Linked DNA regions of Homo sapiens: region 1 is linked to region 2. Evidence: read pairs that join two places in POLR2A ChIA-PET (ENCODE). Cell type or tissue: B cell. All regions are shown on one strand. Each heading gives the region's core, and the rest is flanking DNA. Links, peaks and the distances in the headings are about the cores only. Region 1 overlaps SEPTIN9 (septin 9). Region 2 has its middle 34 kb from the start of LINC01973.

The links. ChIA-PET counts read pairs that join two places held together with the same protein. Peaks named below come from ENCODE experiments on the same cell type or tissue, not always from the same donor. Only the 100,000 strongest peaks of a DNase experiment are listed, where the experiment ranks them.
Region 1: POLR2A ChIA-PET joins it to region 2 with 10 read pairs; 1 of 35 experiments calls an interaction of 5 or more read pairs at or near these places.

What each region holds. Positions count from the first base shown.
Region 1 is chr17:77,406,134-77,421,613 of GRCh38, forward strand. The region is part of intron 3 of SEPTIN9 (septin 9); the gene reads left to right. It overlaps LOC112268199 (a long non-coding RNA gene), which reads right to left. Exons shown (of 2, transcript XR_002958141.2): 2 at 11,051-15,480. Among named protein-coding and RNA genes, the nearest start is that of MIR4316, 17 kb to the left of the region's middle. RefSeq lists a silencer at 1-80 and enhancers at 3,081-3,585, 13,468-14,135. In B cell, for the core only: no CTCF peak of the experiment used is centred there; DNase peaks (open chromatin) are centred at 3,876 and 5,307; H3K27ac peaks cover 3,323 bases.
Region 2 is chr17:77,910,188-77,925,667 of GRCh38, forward strand. It overlaps the pseudogene RNU1-80P. Among named protein-coding and RNA genes, the nearest start is that of LINC01973, 34 kb to the left of the region's middle. RefSeq lists an enhancer at 6,456-6,977 and a silencer at 10,126-10,330. In B cell, for the core only: no CTCF peak of the experiment used is centred there; DNase peaks (open chromatin) are centred at 4,634 and 6,784; H3K4me3 peaks cover 825 bases; H3K27me3 peaks cover 5,064 bases.

The sequences.
Region 1 (15,480 bases), core at 1,818-9,817, 510 kb before region 2:
ACAGCACTGCTGAGATCTCTTCCCGTGCTGAGCCTTCTCTGCTCACTCACCATAGGCCCCTCCACGGTTGATTCACTCTCCTGCTCAGCTCACACCTCTCTCCTTCCCAGCTTCTCCTGCTTTGGTCTTCCCTTGGTCTCTCACACCTTTCCTCACAACCCCTTTGCCCTGACCTCCTGAACCCTGACCTCTGCTTCTCTTTACATCACTGCCTTGGTGAACTCCTATGCATCCCTCAAAACCTGGTCCAAATACCTCGTGTTTGGCTTGGGATATAAATGATTTGTGTATAAACTTTCTTTCCTCTGCTAGACTTTTTTTTTTAAATGTGAAAGTAGTTTTTCAGATCATAAAAAGTAATCGAGTACCCTTTCTTTAAAATGCAGGAAGTACAGAAATGAGAAAGAACCTAAAATTCACCTGTAAGCCAGCGATATCCATGCTTGAGGTTTTGCTGTATAGTCTTCAAAATTCCTTTCATGCCCCCACTAGATTCTGAGGGTAGGGCTGTTGTCTTTGTTTTTTTTTGTGTTTTTTTTTTGTTTTTTGTTTTTTGAGATGGAGTCTCTCTCTATCACCCAGGCTGGAGTGCAGTGGCATGATCTCAGCTTACTGCAACCTCTGCCTCCCAGGTTCAAGCGATTCTTCTGCCTCAGCCTCCCGAGTAGCTGGGACTATAGGCGTGGGCTACCACGCCTGGCTAACTTTTGTATTTTTAGTAGAGACGGGGTTTCACCATATAGGCCAGGCTGGTCTCGAACTCCTGACCTCGTGACCCACCCACCTCAGCTTCCCTGACCTCCCAAAGTGCTGGGATCATGCCACCGTGCCCAGCCTGTCTTGGTTTTTATAAAGAATCCCATAAGGGGCCAGGTGCAGTGGCTCATGCCTGTAAATCCAGCACTTTGGAGGCCGAAGCAGGCAGATTGCTTGAGCCCAGGAGTTTGGGACTAGCCTGGGCAACATAGAGAAACCCTATCTTTACAAAAAATACAAAAAATTAGCCAGGCATGATAGCATGCGCTTGTAGTCCCAGCTACTGGGGAGGTTGAGGTGGGAGGACCACCTAAGCATGGGAGGTTGAGGCTGCGGTGAGCTGAGATTGTGCCACTGCACTCCAGCCTAGGAGACAGAGTGAGACCCTGTCTCAAAAAAAAAAAAAAAAAAAAAAAAAATCCCATAAGATACCAAGTAAGTGACTTGGACATAATAGGTGTGCCATGAAATTATGCTGAAGGAGTGAGCCACTGGTGGTGAGTTGGGATGGCTTTTTTGTGGTTCTTGTAGGCAGATGTAGTGACCCCCATGGGTCGTCCCTAGAGACCAAGCAGAAACTTTCCTGGTCAACTTTACCCCCAGGACACCTGGTCTCTCCTCTGGAGGTTGTGCTGGAGGGCTCAGTGGGTGGGTGTTGGCTTCAGTGTGGGGGTTCTGGAAGGAGTCAGCATTTCAGGAGGGAGTGTGGGCACCTAGATGGTTGAAGGGGAGGGAGAGGAAGAGAGGCGCTGCAGAGGGCAGAGGCATCCCTGCCTGCTCCTCCGCCCCAGGGCCTGGTGAGGTCTGAGCTTTATGCTGGTGGGGTGGATTCTCGGTTTCCGAGGCTCTGGCCCTGCCCCTGGACTTGGCACCCTCCTTGCTGTCCTCCCACAGAAGGGCGCTCATCCTTTGGGGTCATCCCTGGTCCTCTCAGGCTCTGGGTGGGGACGGCCTTGCCTCCTCTCCTGGATCCCTGCTCTTTTCCTGCCCCCCAACATGGGTGCCTCTGGGTGGAGTGGGGTGGGGCTGGGCTGCAGCACCCAGTACTGAGCCTGCAAGGGCTGGCTGCTGGCTCAGAGCCCCCCCCACCAGAGTTACCCCCCTCCGGCTCCTCAGCCACACCAGCCAAGTTTCTCCAGAGCTGCCTTATAAGGCGGGTGCTCAGCGCTCGTTCATGGGTCTGGTTCTCTGCCTTCTTGGGATGCTCACTGGGGGCAAGAGGGAGGCCAGGCCCAGTGCCCAGCTCAGTTCTGGGCATGTCCCAGCTCTGCCCCATGAGTCAACTGGTTCTGAACTATCATTCCACCCCTCCCAGCCTCAATTTCTTGATCTGTCAAAGAGGCATCTGCAGAGGTGGCTGGGGGCTGAGCTCTCATGTATCCACCCACCCCAAGAACCAAGAAGGGAGTCCACAGTGGTTCTGGGGCCACTTGTGAACATGGATGTGAAATTGGGGCGGGGTAGACATGGCAGCATGTCTCAGTAGTTTTCCTGTGACCCAGAGGGTCTGGAAATCTTTGTCATGTGGGTGGAGCGTTGAGGGAGCAGGGGGTCAGGCCCCCCCGAGCTGATGATGGTGGGCGTGGCTCTTCGCATACTTGGTCCGCACCGGGCCGTGTGTTCCAGGGGCAGAACAGGGAGGAATCTCAGCACAGACAGCAGGGCTGCCAGTACAGCGTTGAGTATAGGGTTAATCAAAGCACAGGGCTCCCTGGAACCACCCAACACAGAGCAGTGAAGAGGTGGCTTTGGGGAAAGTGGGGTCAGAGCTGAGCCTGAGTGGGGGGTGGGGAGGGCGGGCATCAGCCTGCAAGGGAGGGACACCTACTGGGCCCCAGAAGTTCCTGGTGGGGATCAGGGACTGTGAAGTTGGGGAGAGGGTGACCACTGTGATTTAGGGAGGAAGGGCCCCATAGACAGCCCAGCTTCTGGCCCCGTGTTTACAGGACACCCCACATAGGCTCTGAGCCTATCCCTGGACTGTGGACTCCCTGAGGCAGGGTGTGCAGGTTCGTCCAGTACCAGGTGTAAGGCAGGGGGCCTTGGTAAGCGTCGAGGGACTCACTGGTGTCTGATGAAGCAGTGAGTTTGGATCGTGTCATGCCTCGGGTCCTGAGCCTGCAGGATTTTTCTGTGGGGCTGTGTGCTTCTGCTTCTGGAGGTGTCCAGAAGGCACTGACGTTCCTGCCGGGATGCCTTACTCGGAAGGTCCCGCTGCTCCCACCTCCTCCCATTTTCCTGAGCTGCTTGCAGAGGGCACCCAGGTCCCCTTTTACTTTGGGATTGGGTCTCTTTCTCTTTCCCCTTCTAAGAACAAGTACCCTCCTTCTCCGAACTGTCCCTGGAGCCTCTCAGACCTAGGTCTAGAGTGGGAAGTCCCGCATGTGCTGGGGGAACAGGAATCAATGCGGGAGGATTGGCCAGGCCCGGTGTGTCTCCTTCGTGGTGGGACGGGGTGGGGCCAGAGAACAGAGCCTGGCTCCAGAGCCCAGGAAGAGAACCCCTCCCCTCGCCGGCCTGCCAAGCACCGTGCAGTGGTGAGAGGAAAGGAGGGCTGGTCCGGGAATGCAGCGGGTGCCGAGCAGCTGTGGAATACCTTAAATAGAGCGCAGCTGCGGGGAAGGGTGGGGCCAGGAGGCAGGCGCTGGGGGCGGTTTCTCTGCTCCGCCCCCTGCAGCTCTGTGGCCCTGACCACCCAGCCTGGCCCCAGGATGGAGCCCCGGCCCCCAGACACATGGCACTGGGTGAGGCCGCCTCTCAGCACTTGTCCCAGGAAGTCAGAGCAGCTGCCAGAAGAGAGAGGAGCTGTGTCTGTACCCGCCGCCTCCCAGGCCCGGGACAGCTGCCGGGATTGAGGGTCTGCACAATGGCGAGCCTGTCCGGAGGGGCGCGCCGCGGCCAGACAGCCATGCTCTGTGCGGTGTGGACAGAGGGCACATTCAGCCCTGGAGGAGCGCACTCAGACTCCCCGCCTCGGGGCCCAAAGTGTGGGCAGCCCCTAACCAGACCCTGGATTCCAGCAGACAGCCTGGGAGGATGCCATGTGGTCCACCCTGACACACTGTCTCACCTGTGACCTCATTTCTGAGAGCTGCAGGGAGGCGCTTCCTCAGTTGGACTCCACTTCCTCTCCGGGGTTTTCTGTGGGTGTTATAAGTGACTCTGTCTCCTTCAGTCCAAGGGGGGCTCCTGGGGTATGGGCTGTAACTGACAGGCTAGAGTAGCCCATGGCCAGGGCTGAGCTTCCTTCCCGTTCTCTCTGAACACTGGGCCCAGGAAGGGGTTAAAGTGGAGATGCTCTGATTAAAGTTGAGGGAGGCATGGAGCTCCCCTGACCCTGTCCCCCCATCCCACTGCTGCTACTGGGTGTACTCTGTGGAGCCCCAGGACTCTTAAAGAACCCAGAGTGGAGATTCCCGGTCTCATCCAGTGCAGGTGAGGGGGAAAGTGATTTGTCCACAGTTACATGGCTACCATCAGCACACCTGGGTCAAGCTCGATTCCACTCCACGGCCCCTGTCTGAAACCTGGAACTGGAAATGGCCCTGGAAATCACTGATTCCATCTGCCGCCTTCCAAAATGGCCCGCAGAGGTTAAGATATAGACTCCTGTAATGCCTTGCCCACTCGTGTGTGGGGAAATGGCAGAGGAGCACCGGCTTTGCCCTCACACTGCCTGGGCTGCCGCCCCTGCCCTGCCTAGTGGCTTTCCTCTCTGGTCCGTTTTCTCATTGTGGAAGTGGGCACAATTCTTCCTGTGCAGCGTGGTTAGAGTGGACAGTGATGATTCGTGAAGCAGGGTGGAGCGCCTGGGGGATTCGTGTTAAACAAGCACATAAACAAAAGCCAACACAACCCTTACTTAATCAGCAAGCAGGCCTTGTCTGAAGCCCCTGGGCAGCACCTCATGCCATCCCTAGGTTCCAGGCCGGTGGTGTCGCCCCGTGTCTCTCTCACCCGCAAGCTGGTGTTTAGAAGCCCTGCTCTGTGTTCTGGCTCCCATTCTCCCTGTGACCTTTCCCTTTCTTCATCCTAAAAAGCAATGCACGACGGGGCGTGGTGGCGGGCACCTGTAGTCCCAGCTGCTTGGGAGGCTGAGGCAGGAGAATCACTTGAACCCAGGAGGCGGAGGTTGCAGTGAGCTGAGATTGTGCCAGTGCAGTCCAGCCTGGGCAACAGAACAAGACTCCCATCTGGGAAAAAAAAAAAAAAGCGATGCCCAGTCATTCTTAGATAGAAAATGAAGATCACATGAAATTTGGAAAGAAGTTTTTCTCTCCCATTCCCCAACTCTCTCCCAAGGGGTGGCCATGTTGACAGCTGGGTGTGGCATTCTCCTGAATTTTATTCCTGCAGAGTCATTCAGGGCTTGTGTAAAAAAAGTCAATGTGTAAATATAGACTTTTCAAGAACACAAAGGAAATCAGACTTCTGCTACCAGCTTTTATTTTTTCCATTTAACAACACTGTTGCCACTTGTAGATGTAGCACGTTCCTTTTTCTTTTTCTTTTTTTTTTTTTTTGACAGAGCGTGGCCCAGGCTGGAGTGCAGTGGTGCGATCTCAGCTCACTGTGGCTCACTGTAACCTCCACCTTTCGCCTTCCGCTTTCAAGCGATTCTCCTGCCTCAGCCTCCCAAGTAGCTGAAATCACAGGTGCTTGCCACCACACCTGGCTAATTTTTGTATTTTTAGTAGAGACGGGGTTTCACCATGTTGGCCAGGCTGCTCTTGAACTCCTGACCTTGAGATCCGCCCACCTCGGCCTCCCAAAGTAGCACGTTCCTTTTAATGGTTGTGTCATCAGCTGTCCCATGGCCCTGCCAGGCTTGTCCAGCTTCCCACTGTGATTGAGAGGCTGCAACAGATGTTCTCGCACTTGTACATGTGCACACATGACTGAAGGATGAGCTCTTAGTGAATTTCTGTGTCAAGGATGTGTGCATTTAAGTTTTGATCTGCTGGGCACAGTGGCTCACACCTGTAATCCCAGCACTTTGGGAGGCCAAGGCGGGCTGATCACTTGAGGTCAGGAGTTCAAGACCAGCCTGGCCAACATGGTGAAACCCCATCTCTACTAAAAATACAAAAATTAGCTGGGCATGGTGGCTTGTGCCTGTAGTCCCAGTTACTCAGGAGGCTAAGGCAGGAGACTTGCTTGAACCCAGCAGGCAGAGGTTGCAGTGAGCCAAGATCGTGCCATTGCACTCCAGCCTGGGTGACAGAGCGAGACTCCCTATCAAAAAAAAAAAAAAAAAAAAAAAATTGATCCTTGTTCCTGAATTGGCCTCTAAAGTGGTTACTAGAATTTTTTAGGACCCCTCCCCTCGTCGACCTGCTCAGCTGTCTGCTGGGCCCTGTGCAGTGATGGTCCAGCAGGGAGGTCCTATGCCCCTTACCCCTGGCTGAGGGCCAAATGCTCTCCAATTGGTGTTTTATTTTGTGCATCTCGGTCAAGCGAGAGGGATTATCTCTTCGTATGTTATAGGCCAGGGCCCTGTGTTCTCTTTTCATTTGGAAGGTGTATCCTTTTCTTGTTGAAATTTTTTAAAAAGAGTTCTTTGTAAGCCAGGCGTGATGGCTAACACCTATAATCCCAGCACTTTGGGAGGCTGAAGTGGGCGGATTGCTTGAGCTTAGGAGTTCGAGACCAGCCTAGGCAACATGGCAAAACCGCATCTCTGCAAAAATTAGCTGGGTGAGGTGGTGCGCCTGTAGTCCCGGCTACTCGGGAGGCTGATGTGGGAGGATCATTTGAGTCTGGGAGTTTGAGGCTGCTGTGAGCTGTGGTCATACCACTGCACTCCAGCCTGGGTGACAGAGTGAGATCCTGTCTAAAAAAAAAAAAGAGTTATTTGTACATCTTTATCACAGCAGGTACGAGTATCTTGTCCCCAGCTGCCTACTTTTGATTTTGTTTCTGGGATGTTCTTCTACACAGAACATTTTAATCCTGATATTGTCAAGTCTCTGCTTTCCCTTTTAGCTTTTGGAATTCACATCCTGTTTAGAGGTCTCCTGCGTTCTGAAATTATAGGAAAGAATTTCACCCACGTTTTCTTCTAGTACTTCTGTGGTTTCATTTTTACATGTTGAAATCATGAATCCATTGGAATGTATTTTGGTTTCAGCAGCGAGGTAGGGGTAGATGGTATTGCTTGGATACACAGCAGCGAGCTTGGTCTGGAGCGGGTGGGGCGTGTGTGTGTGTGTGTGTGTGTGTGTGTGTGTGTGCTATTTTTATCAGTTTTGGTGTCTGCATTGTGCTGGCTTAGCAAAAACAATTTGGATGCATTTCTTTTACCCTCTGCCTTCTGGAACATTTTAAGCAGCAACATAATAATCTCTCTGTTAAAACTTTTCAAGAATTCACTCGTGAAACCATCTGAGCCTGATACTTTTGGGGGAGTCTAGCACTTTAAAAACTTAAACTTTTTCCATGGGTCTGTGAGTTTGGGAGTTTTTCTTTCTTCTTAAAATTCATTACTATTTTTTTCCTAGAAAAGTGTCTTTTAGCTTATTTAAAATCCGTCAGCTTATTCCGAGGGGGTTGCTTTAGCTCGCTTAGTGAGGACAGTGTGCAGCGCGGTGATTGACATGATTGATCAGCAGAGCACGATCGATCAGTCGGTGTGCAAACATGACTGACTGTGGCCAGCGTCCTGGGATGCTCCATGTTGAGGCACATGTGTGCAGTGCAGGGTGATGTGTATTCTGAGAGGGGATGAAGCCACAGGACCCCTGCACCCTTAGGAGAGAGCCCCCCTCCCCAAGGCTGCAGTCTTGAGTAGGTAGTGACGGGACTGGGTCTAGGGGGCTGAGTGGTCCCAGCAGGCCAAGGGCTTCAGGAATTATGAGAAGTTTGGAGTTGCCCAGAGAGCAGCTTTCAAAACCAGTCTGGACTGCAGCCTCCAGAAAGACATGCGATTGACACCACGAACCAGGACACACCTATATATGGGGTGGGGGTGGGGATGGGATGTATTAATGAAACCAAATTTCCGTGATGGAATTCTTACCTTTACCATGCGTGTGCTACACTCAGTATTTTCTTTTTTTTTTTTTTTTTCCCCTCTCTCTTTTTTTCTTTTTGTTTGTTTGTTTTGGAGAGAGGGAAGGCTTTTTTTCATTTTTTTTTAAACAGCTTTATTGAGATCCAAGTAAGCTACTATACAATCCACCAATTTATTTATTTATTTATTTTTTTGAGACGGAGTTTCACTCTTGTCGCCTAGGCTGGAGTGCAGTGGCGCCATCTCGGCTGACTGCAACCTCCGCCTCCTGGGTTCAACCAATTCTCCTGCCTCAGCCTCCCGAGTAGCTGAGATTACAGACATGTACCACTACGCCCGGCTAATTTTGTATTTTTAGTAGAGACGGGGTTTCTCCATGTTGAGGCTGGTCTCGAACTCCTGACCTCAGGTGATCCACCCGCCTCAGCCTCCCAAAGTGCTGGGATTACAGGCATGAGTCACCGCGTGGCCCAATCCACCCATTTAAAGTGCATAATTCCATGGTTTTCAGTCTATTCAGAGAGTAGTGCAACCATCGTCACCACAACCAATTTTAGAAAATTGAAAATTTGAGAAATTTAGAAAATTTTTTTCTTAAGAAGAAACCCCGTAGCCTTTAGCTATCAATCCTGCCCTCCTCCTCCATATTTCCTTCCTATCTGTGTGGATTCTTTTTTTTTTTTTTTTTTTTTTTGAGATAGGGTCTCACTCTGTCACCCAGGCTGGGGTGCAATGGCTCAATCTCTGCTCACTGCAACCTCCACCTCCCAGGCTCAAGCCATCCTCCCACCATGGCCTCCCGAGTAGCTGAGACTACAGGCCTGTGCCACCATGCCCGGCTAATTTTTGTATTTTTTGTAGAGATGGGGTTTCACCATGTTGCCCAGGCTGGTCTTGAACTCCTGGGCTCAAATGATCCTCCTGCCTTGGCCTCCCAAAGTTCTGGAATTACAGGCGTGAGCTACTGCGCCTGGCCGATTCTAGACATTTCTTGTACAGAGAATTGCACGTTTGGCCTTTGTGTCTGGCTTCTCCACTTGGTGTCATGTTTCCAAGGTCCATCCACATTGTGGCAGGTGCCAGTGCGTCCCTGAGTAATATTCCACCATGGCATGGACCATTCCATTGTGGACAGACATGTTGCCTTCATCAGCTGAGGGACATTGGGTTGCTGCCACCGCTGGTGAGTGTATTCTTTTCAAATTAAAAAAAAAATGCTGGTCACCACCCACTAGATCGTTTTCTTGGCCCACAGGGTGGGACAAGCCGGCCTGGGTGAGGGCCAGGAGGTGGCCAGGTGGAGGCGGCTGGAGCGGCCCTGGGTTGCCTCTGGGCGCAGCAGGCAGAGGTGCAATGGCAGAGTCTGAGCAGGTTCCCTGGGCGGATCTCCATGCCGGTAATGTTTGTTTATTCAAGAAGTCTCGGCCAGGCGTGGTGCCTCACACCTGTAATCCCAGCACTTTGGGAAGTTGAGGCAGGCAGATCACCTGAGGTCAGGAGTTCGAGACCAGCCTGGCCAACATGGCAAAACCCCGTCTCTACTAAAAATATAAAAATTAGCTGGGTGTGGTGGCGTGTACCTGTAGTCCCAGCTACTCGGTAGGCTGAGGCAGGAGAATCTGCTTGATTCCAGGAGGCAGAGCTTGAACCTAGGAGGTGGAGGTTGCAGTGAGCCAAAATTGCGCCACTGCACTCCAGCCTGGGTGACAGAGTGAGACTATGTCTCAAAAAAAAAAAAAAAAAGAAAAAAAAAGAAATCTCCAGTGCTGCCCTGTGCCCGGCACCGAAGCCGAGGGAAGGCAGCATTAGTATGAGCTCCCAGCCCACCGGGCTCCTGTCTGGAGCTGACGTGCGACCAAGGCACACGAGGGAAGCATGGCGAGGTGGACGGTGCGGAGGCATAAGGAGCAAAATAAGGCAGATGCAGTGGCTCAGTGGCTCCTGGTGGCTGCGAGGAGCGTGGGCAGGACAGCCCCAGGAGGGCACCTGGAGAGCAGGGCCGGCTGGGGCAAGGTGTGTCAGGCACTTGTCAGGAGCAAAATGTAAGGGGACACCAAAGAGCTCAGGAATCAACACAGATAGTATTTAATGCAGTATTTTTCAATATCGAAATGATGCATAGTAATCTCTATGATGAACAAATGTTGGAATTTTAAATTAAGACAGGCCCAGCCCTGCACGTGCACAGCCCTGTCAGAGTTTGTTCAGCGTGGAATTTGATTTGTTTAAAATGTTGCTTCAAAATATTGTTTGATTCCTGGATTTTTTGGCACTGCCTTAACTTTTGCACCTGGACGAAGGCCTCACCCTAATCCCAGCTGGAGAGGGTCAAGGGCTGGTGAATTTGGCTTTGGACCTGCAGAGCTTGTGGTACCTGAGAGGTGGGGCCAGGAACAGGAAGGAGCTGGTGAGAACGGCACCCGGTATGGGATGGGGCCAGATCAGAGCAGCACTGTGGCTCTTTCCAACCCGTGGTTTTGCTGCTGGATGCTTGGCGTTGGTGCTGAGCCCCCGGCCCTCTGAACGGAGTGTGATGAATAACGGGGCCGGGGAGCTCTTGGGCCCCTCCCTGAAGCAGCAGTGAAGCCAGGGACATGCCGGCAGCAGGCAGGGAGAGGGACGTCTGGTCTGTGCCTGGAGCCAGCTGCCCCATGGAGGAGCTGGGTGAGGATGCGGTGGGAGGAAGACCTTCCCAGTCCTGCATCCTCCGAAGCATAACTGAGTGCTTGTGTGGCTTGGGGGTCACTCTGGTCCGAGGACAGTCTTGCTTTGCTTAGCCAGGCTTTGAAGAGCCACCGGGATACGGACAGCAGCCCTGCTGGGTGGCAGGTTGTCCACCCTCGCCCACTCAACGCTGGAACTGGATGCAGAGCACCTGGATGGCCAGTCCCAGAGTGTCTCTGACACTCCCAGTCACCTCATCCCTTAGACCAGGATAAGATGCGGGATCCCAACCTCGAGCCTCCCATGGGCTCCATTCCATGTGCTCCCATAAGCCACTGGGCCCACCTCCTGGCTCCAGGGCTGTCTGGCCATTTGGCATCTTGGTTTCCTCATCTGTACAATGAAAATAATAGTCCCAGCCTTCTCGAGGAGTTACAAGATGCCTTTCGTGTGAAAAACTGGGATTTGGTACCAGACTATCTGGATTTGAATTTTGGCCCTACCCCTCCTAACCTGTGGCTTTGGGCCAATCTGGCCTCCCTGTCCTCAGTTTCCCCATTTATAGAGCCATCTCATTGAGTTGCTGGGAGGATGAACATAAGGAAGTGTACTCATGTGCCCAGAGCATTGTGATTTTACTTATTATTACCAAACGAGGCACACAATAAGTGCCTAATAGATGCTCAGTGTCATTTCACGGATTCTGTGTGCCTTGTGTGTCTCCAGCAGCCAAGCTCTGGAGGTGGGGAAGCTGTTGACGAGTTGCACGAGGTAATTAGAAAGAGGAGGCCACAGGTGCAAGGGTTTGGGTGACACCTGTGGACAGAGAGAGGCCGATGGACCCTGGCAGAGGGGAAGGGGGCCCTTGCACATAGAAAATGTTTCCTGCATCCAAGATCCTTGTGACTCTGGAACAGAGGCAGCAGAGGTCTGCAAATTCCAAATCATAAACCCAGAAAGCATAGAACATTCGTAGAGAGGACCAGAAACATCATATATCTTAGTGTGTATAGAATTTTCCACATAGCCAAACAAAAGCACGTTTCTAACTGAAGCTGTTGGAGAGTTCCTGAGGACTTTATACCAGACAAGGGCCGGTAAGTGGAAGTTCAATACGCAGGAGCCATTCCTTTTGTTCACAAATGTTTGCCGTCTTTTCTGTCTATATCCGCATTCATGTGAGGGCACTCATAGGTCCACCGTCCAGCCCCATGCTTTGTTTGCTACCAAAAAATTTCTTAAGAATTCCTCAGCTGCAAATCCTCCTACCGGAGGGGGGGTTCCAGGAACCCAGCCTTGCTCGGGGTTGGGGCACCTCAGCACCTGCTGCACAGGCGTTGGTCATTAAAGGTCATGTGCCGTATCCGTGGGCCCTCGGGGTCTGGTGGCACCTGGGCACACAGTCCAGTGGCGGCCTCCTACCTGCCAGACACTGGGAGTGGGGGGCTCCTCATTCCTGTTCCCTGGCGGTGGGGGGAGTGCCCCGAGCTGTCACACATCAGAACCCACCGACTCACACGTTGCGGCACCTTACAGCCCCTTGACAGCCTCTCAGCCTGAGAGACCATCAAACTGAGTTCCTGGAGAGGGTGGCTGTTGAGGCCTGGACACAGGTGTGGACAGGATAGCCCTGCCTCATCTCGGAGTCCCGCTCCGGTTCAGCCTCTTGTGGGTCTGAAGCTCAGGCTGGGCCAGTCCCTGCCCCTCAGATGGCCGGAAAGGCAGCCCAGCCCCACGGCCTCCTTGTCAGGCTCTGAGAGCCGCCTGGCCTCCAGCTCTGCTCTTTTTTTTTCTTAAGATGGAGTTTTACTCTGTTGCCCAGGCTGGAGTGCAGTGGTGCCATCTTGGCTCACTGCAATCTCCACCTCCTGGGTTCAAGCAATTCTCCTGCCTCAGCCTCCTGAGTAGCTGGGACTACAGGCGCGTGTCACCATGGCAGGCTAGTTTTTGTATTTTTAGCAGGGACCGGTTTTCACCATGTTGGCCAGGCTGGTCTTGAACTCCTGACCTCAAGTGATCTGCCCACCTCGGCTTCCCAAAGTGCTGGGATTACAGGTGTGAGCCGCCACGCCCAGCCTCCAGCTCTGCCTTGATTTTCTCTTAAGGCCGTGAGGATGTCCACGCCTCCTCCTTTCCTCACGGCCCATTGATGTCTCCAGATGCTCTGCAAAGCCACCCTCCCCTCGGGAGCTCCCCAGCTGGTGACGGGGGACCTTTTGGGGATCACTGCCCAGGTAGTCATGTAGGTCTGTGGGCCGTGCTTCCAGGCTGGACCGAGACCCGGTGCATGGGGTGCTTCTGGTCTGAGCTGAGGCCCCTGGAAGCCACAGCCAGGAGGCAGCAAGGGACGGCTGTCATGTCCCCTCTCCCCTGTCTCCCAGGGTCCCTGCGGGACAGATTTCCCTGCCTGAGCCTCCTGGTTGCCCATACCCTGGCCTCCCAAAGCCCAGCCTGAAGCCTTAGGCACCCTACAACCTGCTTCCTCTAGCAGCCTGCCCTGTCTCTTCTCTGCCGATGTTCCTGAAACTTTCCTGCCTCTCCTTACCTCTTGGCCAGAGAGAGACTGGAGACCCTGTGGGAACCCCCGAGGGGAGGGAGAAGGCCGCTGTTTGAACGGAGGTGGTCTTTCCCTCTGCCCCTCCCCAGGCGGGTCACACTTGCAGGCCCAGCCTCCTGCTGTGGCAGCGCTTGGGGTGTCGGCTGCCTCCTGGGCACGAGTTGGGAGCTGAGGGAGGCGCTTTCAGGACCGGAGTGGCAACCCAGCTGGAGGAGGAGTAACAGGCCCGTGGTCAGCAGCAGCCGCCGCAGGGACCCCGGCGCTGTACCTGTGCCCCAGCTGACCCCTCCCGCTTCCCTAGGGTGGGCCGGGGATGGTGGTCTGTTGCCCAGCCCAGGAAGAAGAGGGGCCGTAATCAGCAGCAGCCACCTCAGGGGACCCCAGCGCTGTACCTGCGACCCAGCTGACCCCTCCCCCTTCCCCAGGGCTGGCTGGGAATGGTGGTCTGTTGCCCAGCCTAGGAGGAAGAGGGGCTGTGGCTTCCACTCTAGAGGTCTCTCTCCCGGTCCCTCCCCCGGTGCTGGTCTAACTGCAGGCCTGCCTTAGGCCGTGCCGGCACCTGCTGACTGACGCTTAGCGGATGCTGATAGGAGAGGGCTGGGATGGGGAAGCAGCAAGTCCCGGTCACTGTGGGCTCGGGTTACAGATGGTTGAGGCACCTCCTGGCCATCCCCAGGAAGCAAGGCCCCACGCAGCCTCCGACTCACCCACTGCCCGTGTGTATTTCAGGAGGCTGCATCCCCCAAGGCCCCCACCAGGTAACTTCATTGGGCTGGGTGTCGCTGCAAAACCACCCATTGGGTGCGGTGGTCTTCTGGTGGGGGGCATGGCTGGGGAGGATGCGGTGGAGGAGAAGCCAGCTCCGTGGTTGGGGGGAGGGCGGACTATCCGTTTCCTGTCTGTCCCCTGAACTGGAGCTCATGGTCCCTCCCCCAGGTGCCTGGGCCATGGAAGAGGTCACAGCCCTGCCTTATTCCTGTGGCAGCCTAGGGGAGCCCTGGCCAGTCCCGTGTCTCCTGGGAGGGCGACAGCCTGGTCAGGCTGCAGGGCAGGACTGGAATGCAGACCCCTGCTTGGCCATGCTGTTGCCTGGCTGCTCTGTCTGGGGACCTTCTGTTCAGGAAGAGAGAAGCGGGCCGGACAGCCCGGCTCAGTGATTGGAAGCTCAGCTCCCCATGTTCAGTCCAGCAGGAAGTTTGCCTCCTCGGAACACTTGCGTGCTTCTGCATGTGTCTTCTTGGCTGGTGGTTCTGCGAGGCCCCTACTGGGCTGCGTCATGTCCTCTGGCCACCCTGGCCTTGGTGCCTGGCCCCTGTGAAACAGAGATACCTGGGCAGTCCCCCACTTGTGCTTGCAAGCCTGTGTGGCTTCAGTGATGGCTGATTCTGCTCCACCCAGAGGACCTGGGAATCCTCAGCCCAACTGTCCAGAGGAGTCTTTCTCAGTGGGGAGAGCCTGAGCTGTCCTCCTGGTGGACAGTCCTTTAGATCTCAGGCGGACTTCCCTGCCGGCCGTTCCTCCTGCTGCCCCTGCTCCTCTGTCCCCCATCTGTCTCCCACCCTCTCCCCTGCAGCAGCCAGCTGGCACGGGGACCTCCCCTTCCCTCTGGGATTGTGAATGAGACGACTTTCCTGGTCCTTCTGGGTCTAGATCTTTCTGGCAACAGTCAGTGAAACCCTTGTCTCAGGTGGGAGGAGAAGGCTCAGTATGTGGTCACAACAACGGTCCTAACCACATCACTCTCAAACGCTGGCTTTCACTTACCCCTTGCCCTGCCCAACAGTTACTTTCATCATCCCATTTTCCAGATTAGGAAATCAAGGCGCAGAGAGCTTCAGCCACTTGCCTGAGGCCCCCACAGTTAAGTGTCTGGATTTGAACCCTGGAGCAGCCTGGCTGCTGAGCTGTCCTGGAGACGGGGTACTGTGCAGTGGTCGGGGTAGGGGTGGAGCTCTGCCGTCGCTGACTCCCGGGCTACCTGGAGTGATAACACAGCCCAGTGTCTGGGCCCCTGCCTGAGACTTTGGCTGGATGCCAGGAGCCCGAGACCTTCCAGCTCTTTCCTGTGTAAGGCGCCATGGGGTGAAATGAAAGAAAACCCCAGTTAGAAGGTGTCCCCCTCTTCCTTCAGTCCCTCAGCTGCCCTGGATTTTGAAATAAGACACCGCCCGTCTGTGGGGTGAGCAGGAACAGATTGGAACCGCATTTCTCTCCCCCCAGTCACAGCTGCCAGGAGCTCATCTTTCTCTGTCTCCTCCCCCTGCCGCCTCTCCCCACAAGACTGGGCTGGATGCTGCTGGGAAAGTCAACAGGAAGTCTTTTGGCTGCGGTGGAGGTGGGGGTCTGTGCTTCCCTGGGGACCGAGATGAGGGCTCCAGGTTGGCTCCGGCAAGAGCAGGGAGGCTCACGTCTCTGCCTGCTGGTTTTGCTTCCTGTCCTGGGAGAAGGTATCCACATGTCCCAGAATGCACCCTCTGCGTGTACAGGGATG
Region 2 (15,480 bases), core at 2,770-10,769:
GGTGTTAATGTTTAAGTGTGATCGATGGCTAATCCCAGGGGGCCTTGGATCTGGCTGCAACCTGGTGAGAATCACTGAGGGGGGCTATACAAATTGGGGGTGCCTCAATGTACCAGCATCTCTGGGACACATTTAAAGCAGTGTGTAGAGGGAAATTTATAGCACTAAATGCCCACGAGAGAAAGCAGGAAAGATCTAAAATCGATACCCTAACATCACATTAAAAGAACTAGAGAAGCAAGAGGAAACAAATTGAAAAGCTAGCTGAAGGCAAGAAATAACTAAGATCAGAGTGGAACTGAAAGAGATAGAGACACAAAAACCCTTCAAAAAATCAATGAATCCAGGAGCTGGTTTTTGGAAAAGATCAACAAAATTGATAGACTGCTAGCAAGACTGATAAAGAAGAAAAGAGAGGAGAATCAAATAGATGCAATAAAAAATGATAAAGGGGATATCACCACCGATCCCACAGAAATACAAACTACCTTCAGAGAATTCTATAAACACCTCTAAGCAAATAAACTAGAAAATCCAGATGAAATGGATAAATTCCTGGACACATACACCCTCCAAGACTAAACCAGGAAGAAGTTGAATCTCTGAATAGACCAATAACGGCTCTGAAATTGAGGCAATAATTAAGAGCCTACCAACCAAAAAGAGTCCAGGACCAGATGGATTCACAGCCGAATTCCACCAGAGGCACAAAAAGGAGCTTGTACCATTCCTTCTGAAACTATTCCAATCAATAGAAAAAGAGGGAATCCTCCTTAACTCATTTTATGAGGCCAACACCATCCTGATACCAAAGCCTGGCAGAGACACAACAAAAAAAGAAAATTTTAGACCAATATCCATGATGAACATCGATGCAAAAATCCTCAATAAAGTACTGGCAAACCAAATCCAGCAGCATATCGAAAAGCTTATCCACCACAATCAAGTTGGCTTCATCCCTGGGATGCAAGGATGGTTCAACATATGCAAATCAATAAACATAATCCATCACATAAACAGAACCAATGACAAAAACCACATGATTATCTCAATAGATGCAGAAAAGGCCTTCGACAAAATTCAACAGCCCTTCATGCTAAAAACTCTCAATAAACTAGGTATTGATGGAACTTATCTCAAAATAATAAGAGCTATTTCTGACAAACCCACAGCCAATATCATACTGAATGGGCAAAAACTGGAAGCCTTCCCTTTGAAAACCAGCACAAGACAAGGATGCCCTCTCTCACCACTCCTATTCAACATAGTGTTGGAAGTTCTGGCCAGGGCAATCAGGCAAGAGAAAGAAATAAAGGGTATTCAGTTAGGAAAAGAGGAAGTCATATTGTCCCTGTTTGCAAATGACGTGATTGTATATTTAGAAAACCCCATAATCTCAGCCCAAAATCTCCTTAAGCTGATAAGCAACTTCAGCAAAGTCTCAGGATACAAAATCAATTTGCAAAAATCACAAGCATTCCTATACACCAATAACAGAGAGCCAAATCATGAATGAACTCCCATTCACAATTCACAAGAGAATAAAATACCTAGGAATCCAACTTACAAGGGATATGAAGGACCTCTTCAAGGAGAACTACAAACCACTGCTCAACGAAATAAAAGAGGACACAAACAAATGGAAGAACATTACATGCTCATGGATAGGAAGAATCAATATCATGAATGTGGCCATACTGCCCAAGGTAATTTATACAGTCAATGCCATCTCCATCAAGCTACCATGACTTTCCTCACAGAATTGGAAAAAATTACTTTAAAGTTCATATGGAACCAAAAAAGAGCCCGCATTGCCAAGACAATCCTAAGCAAAAAGAACAAAGCTAGAGGCATCATGCTACCTGACTTCAAACTATACTATAAGACTACAGTAGCCAAAACAGCATGGAATTAGTACCAAAACATATATGTAGACTAATGGAACAGAACAGAAGCCTCAGAAATAACACCATACATCTACAACCACCTGATCTTTGACAAACCTGACAAAAACAAGAAATGGGGAAAGGATTCCCTATTTAATAAATGTTGCTGGGAAAACTGGCTAGCCATATGTAGAAAGCTGAAACTGGATCCCTTCCTTACACCTTATACAAAAATTAATTCAAGATGGATTAAAGACTTAAATGTTAGACCTAAAACCATAAAAACCCTAGAAGAAAACCTAGGCAATACCAGTCAGGACATAGGCATGGGCAAGGACTTCATGGCTAAAACACCAAAAGTAACAGCAACAAAAGCCAAAATAGACAAATGGGATCTAATTAAACTAAAGAGCTTCCGCATGGCAAAAGAAACTACCATCAGAGTGAACGGGCAGCCTACAGAATGGGAGAAAATTTTTGCAATCTACCCATCTGACAAAGGGCTAATATCCAGAATCTATAAAGAACTCAAACAAATGTACAAGAAAAAAACAAACAACCCCATCAAAAAGTGGGCAAAGGATATGAACAGATGCTTCTCAAAAGAAGACATCTATGCAGCCAACAGACACATGAAGAAATGCTCATCGTCACTGGTCATCAGAGAAATGCAAATCAAAACCATAATGAGATACCATCTCACGCCAGTTAGAATGGCAATCATTAAAAAGTCAGGAAACAACATATGCTGGAGAGGAAGTGTAGAAATAGGAACACTTTTACACTGTTGGTGGGAGTGTAAATTAGTTCAACCATTGTGGAAGACAGTGAGGCGATCCCTCAAGGATCTAGAACTAGAAATACCATTTGACCCAGCAATCCCATTACTGGGTATATGCCCAAAGGATTCTAAATCATGCTACTATAAAGACACATGCACACGTATGTTTATTGTGGCACTATTCACAATAGCAAAGACTTGGAACCAACCCAAATGTCCATCAATGATAGACTGGATTAAGAAAACGTGACACATATACACCATGGAATACTAGGCAGCCATTAAAAAAAGGATGAGTTTGCCGGGTGCGGTGGCTCACGCCTGTAATCCCAGCACTTTGGGAGGCTGAGGCGGGCGGATCACGAGGTCAGGAGATCGAGACCATCCTGGCTAACACAGTGAAACCCTGTCTCTACTAAAAATACAAAAAATTAGCCGGGCGCGGTGGCGGGCACCTGTAGTCCCAGCTATTCGGGAGGCTGAGGCAGGAGAAAGGCATGAACCCGGGAGGCGGGGCTTGCAGTGAGCTGAGATCGTGCCACTGCACTCCAGCCTGGGTGACAGAGCGAGACTCCATCTCAAAAAAGAAAAAAAAAAAGAAAAAGAAAAAGAAAAAAAGATGAGTTCATGTCCTTTGCAGGGACATGGATGAATGGATGAAGCTGGAAACCATCATTCTCAGCAAACTATCACAAGGACAGAAAACCAAACACCACATGTTCTCACTCATAGGAGGGAACTGAACAATGAGATCACTTGGACACAGGGCGGGGAACATCACACACCGGGACCTGTCAGGGGGTGGGGGGCTGGGGGAGGGATAGCATTAGGAGAAATACCTAATGTAAATGACGAGTTGATGGGTGCAGCAAACCAACATGGTACATGTATACCTTTGTATCAAACCTGCACACTGTGCACATGTACCCTAGAACTTAAAGTGTAATAATAAAAATAATAATAATATAAATAAACAAAATTCGTAATTTAAAAAAAGGCCAGGCATGGTGGCTTACGTCTGTAATCCCAGAATTTTGGGAGGCCGAGGTGGGCAGGTCACCTGAGGTCAGGAGTTCGAGACCAGCCTGACCAACATAGTGAAACCCTGTCTCTACTAGAAATACAAAAAGTAGCCAGGCACGGTTGTGCACGCCTGTAATCCCAGCTACTTGGGAGGCTGAGGCAGGAGAATCACTTGAACCCAGGAGGCAGAGGTTGCAGTGAGCTGATATCGCGCCATTGCACTCCAGCCTGGGCAACAAGAGCGAAACTCAAAAGAAAAAAAAAAATTGGGGGTGCCCAGGCCTCACCCCAGAGACCCTGATCCAACAGGTCGAGGTGCGGCCCAGCCATCGAAGGTTTTAAAAGGTCCCCCGAAAATTCTAGTGTGCCGTTCAATTGAGAACCTCTGGTGCCAAAGGCCAAAGAGGCACCCCCGTGGGACCACTGTGTTAATAAATTGCCTCCCAGTCTTGTCATCTGGACAGAATGAAGCTCCAGGGCTTTGAGTGATTTAGAGCAGAACCACATGACACTTGGGGGTGGGGGCTCCAACTTGAGAAGCCATCCCAACACCCCAAGACAGGCACTGACCCAACACAAGAAATGTGCCCTTCTACTTCCCACTCCCATTCCCTGGGTCCTCCCTCTCCCCCTCTCAGATTCCAAGCTGGGCTCCAGGCTCAACGCCAATTCTCTGAAACCCAACTCTCCGAAGGGGGCCAACTCAGGGAGTTGTCTTAGCAGGCAAGTGGGGACTGGCCATCTTCCAGTAGGACCTCCCTCTGTGCTAGTTGTAAGGATGAAGTGAGATATTAAATGTAAAATGTTTTACTTTTTTTTACACGCGCATGGCGTATACACATGCTTCATAGAACCACGTACGCAGCTCTCAGAATTTCTCTTTTGCACCCATTTCAACTGTTCAGCTCTTCAATCCATCTTCAATTCCTCTTTCTCTGCTCCCCGAATATCCCCAGCGTCACTGCCTCAGCCCAGCACCTGGCGCAGCAGAGTGCTGCCCAGAGGTGGCGCTCAGTGAATGGCTGAAATGATGGGATAAATACAGGTTAGCCCCGAGCGGCAGGTATATCTGAACGGCACCACCATCCGCCGGCCACTCCAGGTGGACACCTGGGCCCAGCCCCTCACTCCCCACTCCCCCTCACCATCCTGAGCCTGGCACCAAACCCCCCGCCCCACCATCCTAAGACTGCACCATCCTCCTGCCCTTTTCTCTGCAGCTGCCCCACTTCCACTCCACTCTCCAAATCAGGTTGGTCTTTGTCCACTGGAAGATATACACATGAAATTACTTACTAACCATTCCACTTTACCCAAGTGATTTGCTTTTTAGAACACAAACTTGAACTGAGTCGAGGTCATTTTTCCTCCATGAAAGACATCTTCACTGGGTGCTTCCGATTCAGCACACATTCCTGAGAGCTGAGAACAGAGGGGTATAATCCCATGCCAGACCAAGGGAGTGTGGTTCCTGGGACGGGCACCTGTCTCATGGGACCTCTCTGTGTGCCTCAGTTTCCTCATCTGTAAAATGGGAGAATTACAGGAGCTCCCTGCAGAGTTGTTGTGAAGATTAAATGAGTTGCTACATGCAAAACTTGGAGCGCAGCCTGGTCCAGTGTGTTAACATTATTATTATCACCATCATTATTATTTTTAGGTGTGCAGAAAAAGGGCCTGAGGACTGCAGTTCTACACGGTAGCAAGTGATGGCTACAAAGTTGCTCAGTTGGTCACTTCCCTCCCCTCATAAAAATCCCTCCATGGCTCCCCGGTGCCCTCAGGCAAAGTCCTTCAGGATCTGGTCCCTGCTGATCTGGCAATCTCATTTTGCACCACACACGCCCAACCCAGTCAGCTGCAGCAACCAACTTCTCTGGACCAGGTGGTGATTGGTCAGCACAGGGTTAGCCCTGAAAAAGGTTTGCTTTAAATCTGTTAATGCGGCAGGGTGAGTTTGCACAGCATCAGATCACTATCCACCCTAGGCGGTGTCCTCTGGTTTAAGGGCAAAATGCAAATGATACATTTGGAAATAATCAGCAACCAAGATTACTTATCTGGGGCAAGGAGCTCTTCTTTCCCCAGCAAATGCTGCCCTATGGGGTCTGCCATATTTCCCGACCGCCGCTTGTGTGTGTTGCAGGCATCTTATCTCATTCGACATTATTATTTTCTAGAGGATAAGATAGCAATGTTTGCTCAACTCAGTATTATCAACCCATGATTGCAGCTACCTGTACTTTATATTCACCGCCAAAACAGAAAAACATCCTAAGACTTGTGAAATCAACCTGAATTGGGGGGTAGGCGTGGATATAAAAGAAAGAAGACCATCGTAAGAGCTCAGGAGTAACATATTATCCTGATTAAGTATGGGGGAGGAGTTAATGCACTGAGGTTAAAAATGCATCGTTTTTCTTTTCTTTTTTTTTTCTTTTTGCAAATTGTGTTCTTGTGTGTTTCATGATGACTGATATGATATATCCTTGGCTTTCAGAGCAAGAAAAGTCATCAGGGTTTCATTTGTTATGTTTATGCCAAGAGAAATCAATCTCCACAGACACAGAGAAGGCTGCTCACACTCACGATGCTGTCTGGGGAATCGGCCAGTCACGCCCTTGGCGGACGGCAGAAGAGATACTGGGTAAGATATGCTTTGGGCTTATTGATTACAAAGCTTCTTCATTACTTCTGTGGAGCTGCAGATCAATAGGCTCACAGAAACATAATAGATTTTTTTAGAAAATCAATTAAACAGAATATTTTTTACAGAATTGAGTTTGCACAGCCGTGTCGTTGGTGTGCAGCTTCACATTTTTAATGCAGTTTCTCTGTAAGAGCCACGTTATAATGAAGAGGTGGCAAACCCTTGGTTAAAAGTTCACGCATAGCAATACGAATGGGTCAGATTAGAGGGAGGGAGACAGGACCGACTCTCCAGGGAAAGCAGAGAGCATCGCAGCCGCAGCCTTGCTGGAGAGCAGTGGTGTGGGGCACCTGACCTGCCTATTGCCTACATATCATCATATGGGCAAAACCTATCCGTGTGCCTCCTCTCAGTCTAAAAAACGGAACTGAAACTTCTTGGAAAGCTCAGATTGACGTCTGAATTTCCCCATTCTGAAAGCAGAAGGAAGCTCAGCAGGCATAAAGGTGAAATACAGCCAGGCTGTGGCTGTCCAGATTTGCCGTGGCGTACACGCGGCTTTCTTTTCTAAGCTGTAGAGGAGTAGCTGCAGGAGCTGAGACGTGGGGTTCAGGCTTCGGAACAGTGGTGGGGAGGGGCTTTGGCCTGAACCCCAGGCCCATGGGCCACACACATGGAGCTTTTCAGGTCACAGGTAGGTAAGCCATTTCCCACAGTGCCAGGTTTATGCAGAGTGACCCTTGCAGGCGTGCTGCAGTGCCCCAAATCACAGTCCTGAGCCAGCAGGGGCTGACACCATCCCTGATTCACTGTGCTTCCCTCCTGTTGCCGTGTTCCTCCTGGTTTGGTATGATCCTGGAAGACAGGCATGAAGAAGAAAGAGAAGAAGGAGAAGGAAGAGGAGGAGGAGGAGGAGGGAGGAGGAGGGAGGAGGGAGAGGAGGAGGAGAGGAGAATGAAGAAGGGAAAAGAAGGAAGAAGGAGAAGGAGAAGGAGGAGGAGGAGAGGAGAATGAAGAAGGGAGAAGAAGGAAGGAGAGGAAGGAGAAGGGGGGGGAGGAGGAGGAGGAGGAGGATTAGAAGAATTATTAGCCATCCTGGCTAACCCGGTGAAACCCCGTCTCTACTAAAAATACAAAAAATTAGCCGGGCGTGGTGGCGGGCGCCTGTAGTCCCAGCTACTCGGGAGGCTGAGACAGGAGAAAAAAAAAAAAAGAAAAGAATTATTAGAAGAATTACTACAAGAATTGCAAGAAGAAAGTAGAAATTCCCCTCCCATTTCTGGGAACTCTACGAAGAACCGCTCACACGTATGCGGTGAGAAACCCAGCAGGAAAGCCTCCTGAAAGTACTCCAGCTCTGCCGAACACAGGACTTCAATGTTCCCAACAGTGCATGATAAATAACAAGGCTATAACTCCACAGAGAAGCCCATTGATGACATTTAGAAATCTCCCTTAGCTTCGTTCTCATGGTTTGCATCGTCAGAACCCCAGGATGGAATCTCAACCTCAATTGATGTCCATTTCGGGGGTGGATGTTGTTGAATCGCACTTCCTTTGTTCTGGCTCTTGTCCCCTTGGGCTTGTTCTTTGGTAGGCCCGGTGTTCCTCTGGGGGGCCTCTCTTCCTTCCCGCTCCACCCCAGGGAAGGACAGAGCGTTCTGCCCTCTGAAAATTTAGATTATTTACATCTCTAAAGGGGCATCACTAAAGGAGCAGTGTCTGGGCTTTGAGTTGCTTCTAACACTTCTCTGTAAATTCTCCCCATTTTGTTTTGTTTTGTTTTTACCCTGAATTAGTAAGATTCTGAATTGAATCCTGAAACCTGGAGTGAAATATGAAGTCCTCCTTTCTGCAGGGCTAGAATACAATCAGACCCCCAAATGAAGCTAAGGCAGCAGGCTGAGTTTGCCTGGAGACCAACACGTGCCCGAAGGTGGAGACATTCATTCCCTTGTTCCTTCGCCTCCCTACAGGTAGCATCACTGGGGAGCAATCCAAGGGTGCTGAGGCTGCAAGTGTTGTTTGAGAAAAGGGGAACATTAGAAGGAAGTGCAAATGGAAGTCTTTCTGATCCAATGATTTGGGGAAAATTATTTCTTCCAAGGCCATGTTTCCAGCCCAATGGATTTCATGGCACCTAGTATGTATCTCGGCAAAACAGCAACTGAGCCATCCAAGGATCCGCATTACCTTCTTTTCTTTTCTTTTCTTTTCTTTTTTTTTTTTTTTTTTTTTGAGAGGGAGTCTTGCTCTGTCGCCCAGGCTGGAGTGCAGTGGTGTGATCTCGGCTCACTGCAAGCTCCGCCTCCTGGGTTCACGCCATTCTCCTGCCTCAGCCTCCCGAGTAGCTGGGACTACAGGCGCCCACCACCACGCCCGGCTGATTTTTTGTATTTTTAGTAGAGACGGGGTTTCACCGTGTTAGCCAGGATGGTCTCGATCTCCTGACCTCGTGATCCGCCCGCCTCGGCCTCCCAAAGTGCTGGGATTACAGGTGTGAGCCACCGCGCCCGGCCAGCATTACCTTCTTTTCAAGGGCCTGTCTCCCTTGCCTCCATAACTGTTGTGGGTATTGACGGCCAGGCTTCTAAACCCCTTAAAACTCCCCAACTCTAGTGCCAACTTGGACAACATTCTTTTATGCACTCCTTTTTAGTTATCCCCACCTGCCCAGCTCCATTATTAGGTCGAGACATTTTAACTAAATTATCTGTCAGCCTTTCACGTTTAATCGTTCAAAACTCGACCTGGATCCACAATAGACACTAGAATGCAAGACTCTGAGAAAACTCTAGGGAAGAACAATAGCACTGCCACAAAAAACAATGTGGAAACTGTCAGGCCTCTGAGCCCAAGCTAAGCCATCATATCCCCTGTGACTTCCACGTATGCATCCAGATGGCCTGAAGCAACTGACGATCCACAAAAGAAGTGGAAATAGCCTTAGCTGATGACATTCCACCATTGTGATTTGTTTCTTCTCCACCCTTAAGAAGGTTCTTTGTAATCTCCCCCACCCTTAAGAAGGTTCTTTGTAATTCTCCCCACCCTTGAGAATGTGCTTTGTGAGATCCACCCGCTGCCAGCAAAACATTGCTCCTAACTTCAATGCCTATCCCAAAACCTAAAAGAACTAATGATAATCCCACCACCCTTTGCTGACTCCTTTTTTGGACTCAGCCCGCCTGCACCCAGGTGAAATAAACGGCCTTGTTGCTCACACAAAGCCTGTTTGGTGGTCTCTTCACACAGACACGTGAGACAGAAACAAGAAGCTCCCTCTATGTGCCCTGTAGGGACATTTTTCTTGGAGAATCGTAACTCTAAATTCTTACCTCGCAGAGAGGGACCCGATGGGACCTGTTTAGTAAATATTACTGAGTTCTGCCACTTGTCGACAATCTTCCAGGGAGATAACTCCTAATTAATTAGAAAAAGTGCCTGCCCTCGAGGCGCATACATTCTATGAGTGAGAGAAACAGACACAGATGTGACATGGATGCCGCAGCGCAAGGATTTTGTCTGCATGTTCATTGCTGAGTCCCCACGTTTAGAAGGGTACCCTGCATACTTACCTGGCAGAGGAGACACCATGATCACAAAGGTGGTTTTCCCAGGGTTAGGCTCACATTCCAGGTGTGCTGACCCCTGCAATTTTCCCAAATGCAGGAAATTCAACTGCATAATCGGTGGGGGAGTGGGGGGGACTGTGTTTGCGCTTTCCCCTGTGGGTTTTTTTTTTTTTTTTCTAATATTAAAAAAAAGAAGAGGCTGGGCGTGGTGGCTCACGCCTGTAAGCCCAGCACCTTGGGAGGCCAAGGAGGGTGGATCAACTGAGGTCAGGATTTCGATACCAGCCCGGCCAACGTGGTGAAACGCTGTCTCTACTAAAAATACAGATGTGGCCAGGCACAGTGGCTCACGTGTGTAATCATAGCACTTTGGGAGGCTGAGGCGGGTGGATTACCCGAGGTCAGGAGTTCAAGACCAGCCTGGCCAACATGGTGAAACCCCCGTCTCTACTAAAAATACAAAAAGTAGGCCGGGCGCGGTGGCTCACGCCTGTAATCTCAGCACTTTGGGAGGCTGAGACGGGCAGATCACGAGGTCAGGAGATCGAGACCATCCTGGCTAACATGGTGAAACCCCATCTCTACTAAATATACAAAAAAAAAAAAAATTAGCCGGGAGTGATGGTGGGCACCTATAGTCCTAGCTACTTGGGAGGCTGAGGCAGAATGGCGTGAACCCAGGAGATGGCGTTTGCAGTGAGCAGAAATCATGCCACTGCCCTCCAGCCTGGGTGACAGAGCGAGACTTCGTCTCAAAAAAATAAAATAAAATAAAATAAAAATAAAAAATAAAAATACAAAAAGTAGCTGGGCGTGGTGGCACACACCTGTAATCCCAGCTATTCAGGAGGCTGAGGCAGGAGAATCGCTTGAACCCGGGAGGCAGAGGTTGCAGTGAGCCGAGATCGTGCCACTGCACTCCAGCCTGGGTAACAAGAGCGAAACTCCATCTCAAGAAGAAAAAAAACCAAGAAGAGTGCAGGCTCTCAGTGAATTATGAACCAGACTGAGTCTGTATCATGGCATATGTCAGGTGGTAACAAGTGATGTGTGTGCCGGGAAAAGTCTTCATAAGCACAAAACATAAAGGCCTTACAGGTGCTGAGTGTAAATAGCCTTGACCCTGAAGGAGGACTGCATTTTATAGCCCTCAAAATAGCCCCACACTCACCCTTTGCACACCTCACAATCAAGCCTATGGACCCCACACACACACACACACACACACACCCCACATGCACAGGCACACATGTCATCTCATCTACAACAGAACCTGCTGTCCACAGGCATTTTCTGCAGTGCCATGCCTCAGGCCTCATTTTCACACCCAGTGTAGGTCATTTTTAACCCACTCCCCATACAACAAAAGGATTTTTGGTAATTGTGGTGGACTGAATAATGAGGCCCCAAAAATCCAGGTCCTAATCCCTAGAACCTTTCAATGTGACCGTATATGGAAAGAGGGACTTTGCAAATGTGATTAAATTAAGCAACTTGAGATGGGGAGATTATCCTGTTTTATCTGGGTGGGCCCTAAGAGTCATCAAATGGATCCTAGTCAGAGGAAGACAGAGGGAGACTTGAGAGCAGAGGAGACTGTGTAACCACGAAGGCAGAGATTGGAGTGAAGGGCTCTGAGAATTTAGGAAGGGGCCCTGAGCCAAGGAATGCAGGCTCAAAACCAGCACAGACTCCAAGTAAGTCCCTAGTGCAGCCTCTACGAGCTGGAAACGACAAGGCAAGGAATGCCTAGCAAGAGCCTGCAGAGGGAGCGCAGGCCTGCCAACACCCGGATGAAACCCATTTAAGACTTCTGGCCTCCAGAATTGTAAGATAAGACATTTATGCTGTGGCCGAAGTAGGAGCAATGCTTGAGGCCAGGAGCTCAAGACAAGCCTGGGCAACATAGTAAGACCCCAACTCTACAGAAAATTTAAAAATAGCCAGGCATGGTGGTGCACGCATGTAGTCCCAGCTACTTGGGAGGCTGAGGCTGGAGGATCGCTTGAGCCCAAGAGTTCGAGGCTGCAGTGAACCAAGGTCTTACCCCTGCACTCCAGCCTGGGCTATAGAGCAAGACCTTGTCTTAAATACATAAATACATTTCTGCTGCTTGAAGCCACCAAGTTTGTGGTACAATTTGTTACAGCAACCGTAGGATACTAATACAGCTATAAAGTAATAGACGTTCTTTTTTGGTTTATGATTTAAAACTGTTTTCATAGAAGAATAAATTTTCATGTTAAAAAATTATTCAAATTCAGTAAAATATTTCATGTATGAACTAAAATTTGTATTTACCAAACACTTCTCCTTGCAGTTCACACTGTTTCACTCTTTGTTTTTTTGTGATGAAGTTTTACTCTTGTCGTCCAGGCTGGAGTACAGTGGTGCAATCTCAGCTCACTGCAACCTCCACCTCCTGGGTTCAAGTGATTCTCCTGCCTCAGTCTCCTGAGTAGCTGAGATTACAGGCGTGTGCCGCCATGCCTGGCTAATGTTTGTTTTTTTAGTAGAAACGGGGGTTTCACCATGTTGCCCAGGCTGCTTTCGAACTCCTGACCTCAGGTGATCTGCCCGCCTCAGCCTCCCAAAGTGCTGGGATTACAGGCTTGAGCCACCACACATGGCCTCTTTCACTGTTTTAAATTTGAATTGCAGATAAGGAGGATTTGTGGTCACACAGAATGACGGAGCTGAAAGAAGTCCAGCTCTGTTGCTTCATCGTTGCAATCCCTGTGCTGTCATTGTGCATTTCTAATCTGTTTAATGAAGGAGAATGTAATTCTGCAGGGGTTGGTTACATAGACTACACCCAAGGCGCCTCAAATGATTCCACACCTTAGAAACGTGAAAACCAGTGGCCATCCTTGTGCTGGGAGCTGACTGTACAACTGGCATTTTCCAAATTAACTGTCACAAAGAATGCAATGTTTATCAGAGTAAGTAATAAAAATGTGCTAATTTGAAGCTTACATATATATTATTAGAACTCAACAGTAAGCAGAACTTGTTTAGAACAGAGGCCAACCAAAAAAATTTTCAGGGACATTGTTTAGAAGTGCGGATGCACGATGTTAATAAAAAGCAGACGAACTTTTAGCCAGTTTTATTATTGTTTGTAAATTTCCTACGGATACTGCATGTGCTCACTGCCTGCCCTGGGTGGCACACTGATTTCTCGTGGTGCAGGAGAAAGGAAGACTGTTATCTTGGCTTAGATGCTAAGCCTTCCTCGGGCCCCGCTGTGCCTAGAAACTGAGTGAAACCTCCAGGGCTGTGCCTGGTCTCTGAGCGCAGTGCTCAGAGAGCTGGTGGGCAGAGGACCTGGGAGGAGGGAACTCCACAAAGGCCCCTGAAGCTCTAACTGGGTATAAAGTCGAAGGAGGCTTCCCTCCATCCTGAGGCAGGGCAGCTTGCAAGGGATTTGAGGGCAGGGCCAGCCTAGACAAAACCAGCACAGACCCCCAGTGGGTCGCCTGTGCAGGCCCTTCTCCCCTGGGGTACCCCAGCCCCCTGAGCCTGACCTCCTAGAGACTTGTCCTCCCTCCCAGCCTTTGGAACTTCCTACACTGCCCTTACCCCCTCATCCCCAGGGACACACCCCCGACCTGGAACTCATCGCTCAGCTAGAGACCAGCCAGGTGCCACCCTGAGTGGCTGGCCCTGCAAATGGAGGGGATCTGGATGTCTCCTGGCATGTGGCGGTGCCAGGCTGGTGAAGGAATGAAGTCACCAGGAAACAGAGAGGCAGTGGGAACAAGAAAGCAAGAAAGCAGAGGCCACCTGGCCCACACCCTCCAACCACCCTGCACCTGCACCTGGTTGCTGCTTCCTAAGCATGCGACCTTTCTCCCCTGAATGCCCCAGGTTGCAGGTGGCCTCTTGGTGACAAGAAGACTCAGAGGTACTTATACACTTTGGAGTCGAGAGAAAGGGATTCAAACCCTGCCTGTCCCCTGTTTGCCCTCGGGCAACATTCCACCCCCCAGAAAATGAGACTGGAACTGGGCACAGTGATTCACACCTGTAATCCCAGCATTTTGGAAGGACAAGGTGGGTGGATTGCTTGATCCCAGGAATTTGACCAGCCTGGGCGACATGGTGAAACATCATCTCTACAAAAAATGTATGTAAAAATTAGCCAGGCATGCTGGCACGTGCCTGTAGTCCCGGCTACTCAGGAAGCTGAGGTGGGAGAATCACTTGAGCCCACGAAGTCAAGGCTACAGTGAGCCATGATCGCACCACTGCACTCCAGCCTGGGCAACAAAGTAAGACCCCATCTCAAAAAAAAAGAAGAAGAAAGAAAGAAAGAAAGAAAGAAAAACAAGGCTGGAAGGCTGAGCAGGGTAACGGTGCCTGTGAGGATACCTGGTGCAAGGGTGGGCAGTCAGCCTTCACCTCCCACTCCCCTCCTTCTGGGCAAATGCTCATGGGCACATCCAAATAGTAGGGCACAGTGTCATTTGCCCTGAGCCCCTCTTCCCTGGCCCCACAACCAGGAAGGGGCTGACTTGCTCCCTAGAGTTAGCTTCCACCATTTAATAGGAGCCTTTTGGAGAGATGGCAATCATTTTCAGCAGTCTCAGTGGAGGAGGCATTCAAGGACTTTAGGGTGACACCCAAGGTGGCTGCTGGGGCAGGCAGCCCTGTTTTGAGTTGAGCTGGAGTGGGAACAGGGTGGGAGAAGGAATGGAGGGTGAGCAGAGAGGCAGTTCCCACCCTGTCGGTATGCAAATCACTTGCTGCTGAGATAAATGATCCGGCAGGATGGCAGGCAGGGTTCCCAGCGGGAGTCATTTGTCATTTCTACTCCTGATGTGTGAGTGAGAGAGTGAGAGCCTCCCCCATCCCTCCCCGCGACACAGGTAGCTCAGCCAAGCCCCAGGTGCCCGGGACAAGAGGCATCTCCCAGACCTCCACCTCCCCGAGTCTGGAGAGGGGCCTGCCTGGCACAGTCCTGGACGTGGGTTCTCCCAGCGCTGAGCATGGGAGAATACTCCTTGGTGGCCAGAGAGTGGGCCCTTTGTCTCCTGGAAGGACGATGTCAAACCACAAACCTCCCTCTCTTGGCAGTCAGCTCCCTGGCTAGTTGACAAGGCGTGCGTTGCTAAGATTATTCATGACATCAGCAGAGCCCAACCATATCTGGGGTTCACAGGGCGGGCCTGGCACAGAGCAGGGAAGGGTCAGGCCAGGTTGTGTTCCAGCAAGAATGTGCGTCAAGTTTGGACCCCATGGGTTCGTGTGTAAATGATTGATGAAGGGACAGATGAATCAATCAATCCTGGAGATCCTGAATTTGCCAGAAATCCAATCCAACCATCCCGCCCTTTCCTATTTGGGCTCCTCGTCTTGAGAGCAAACGCTTGAGAACATCACACTAGGAAGGACTCAGAATGTCGGGGAACAGATGCCAGGCAGTAGTGATTTACTAAGAGAGGAATGGGCTGCCCGGGCCGGGCTCGGTGGCTCACGCCTGTAATCCCAGCACTTTGGGAGGCCGAGGTGGGCGGATCACCTGAGGTCAGGAGTTCAAGACCAGCTTGAACAACACGGAGA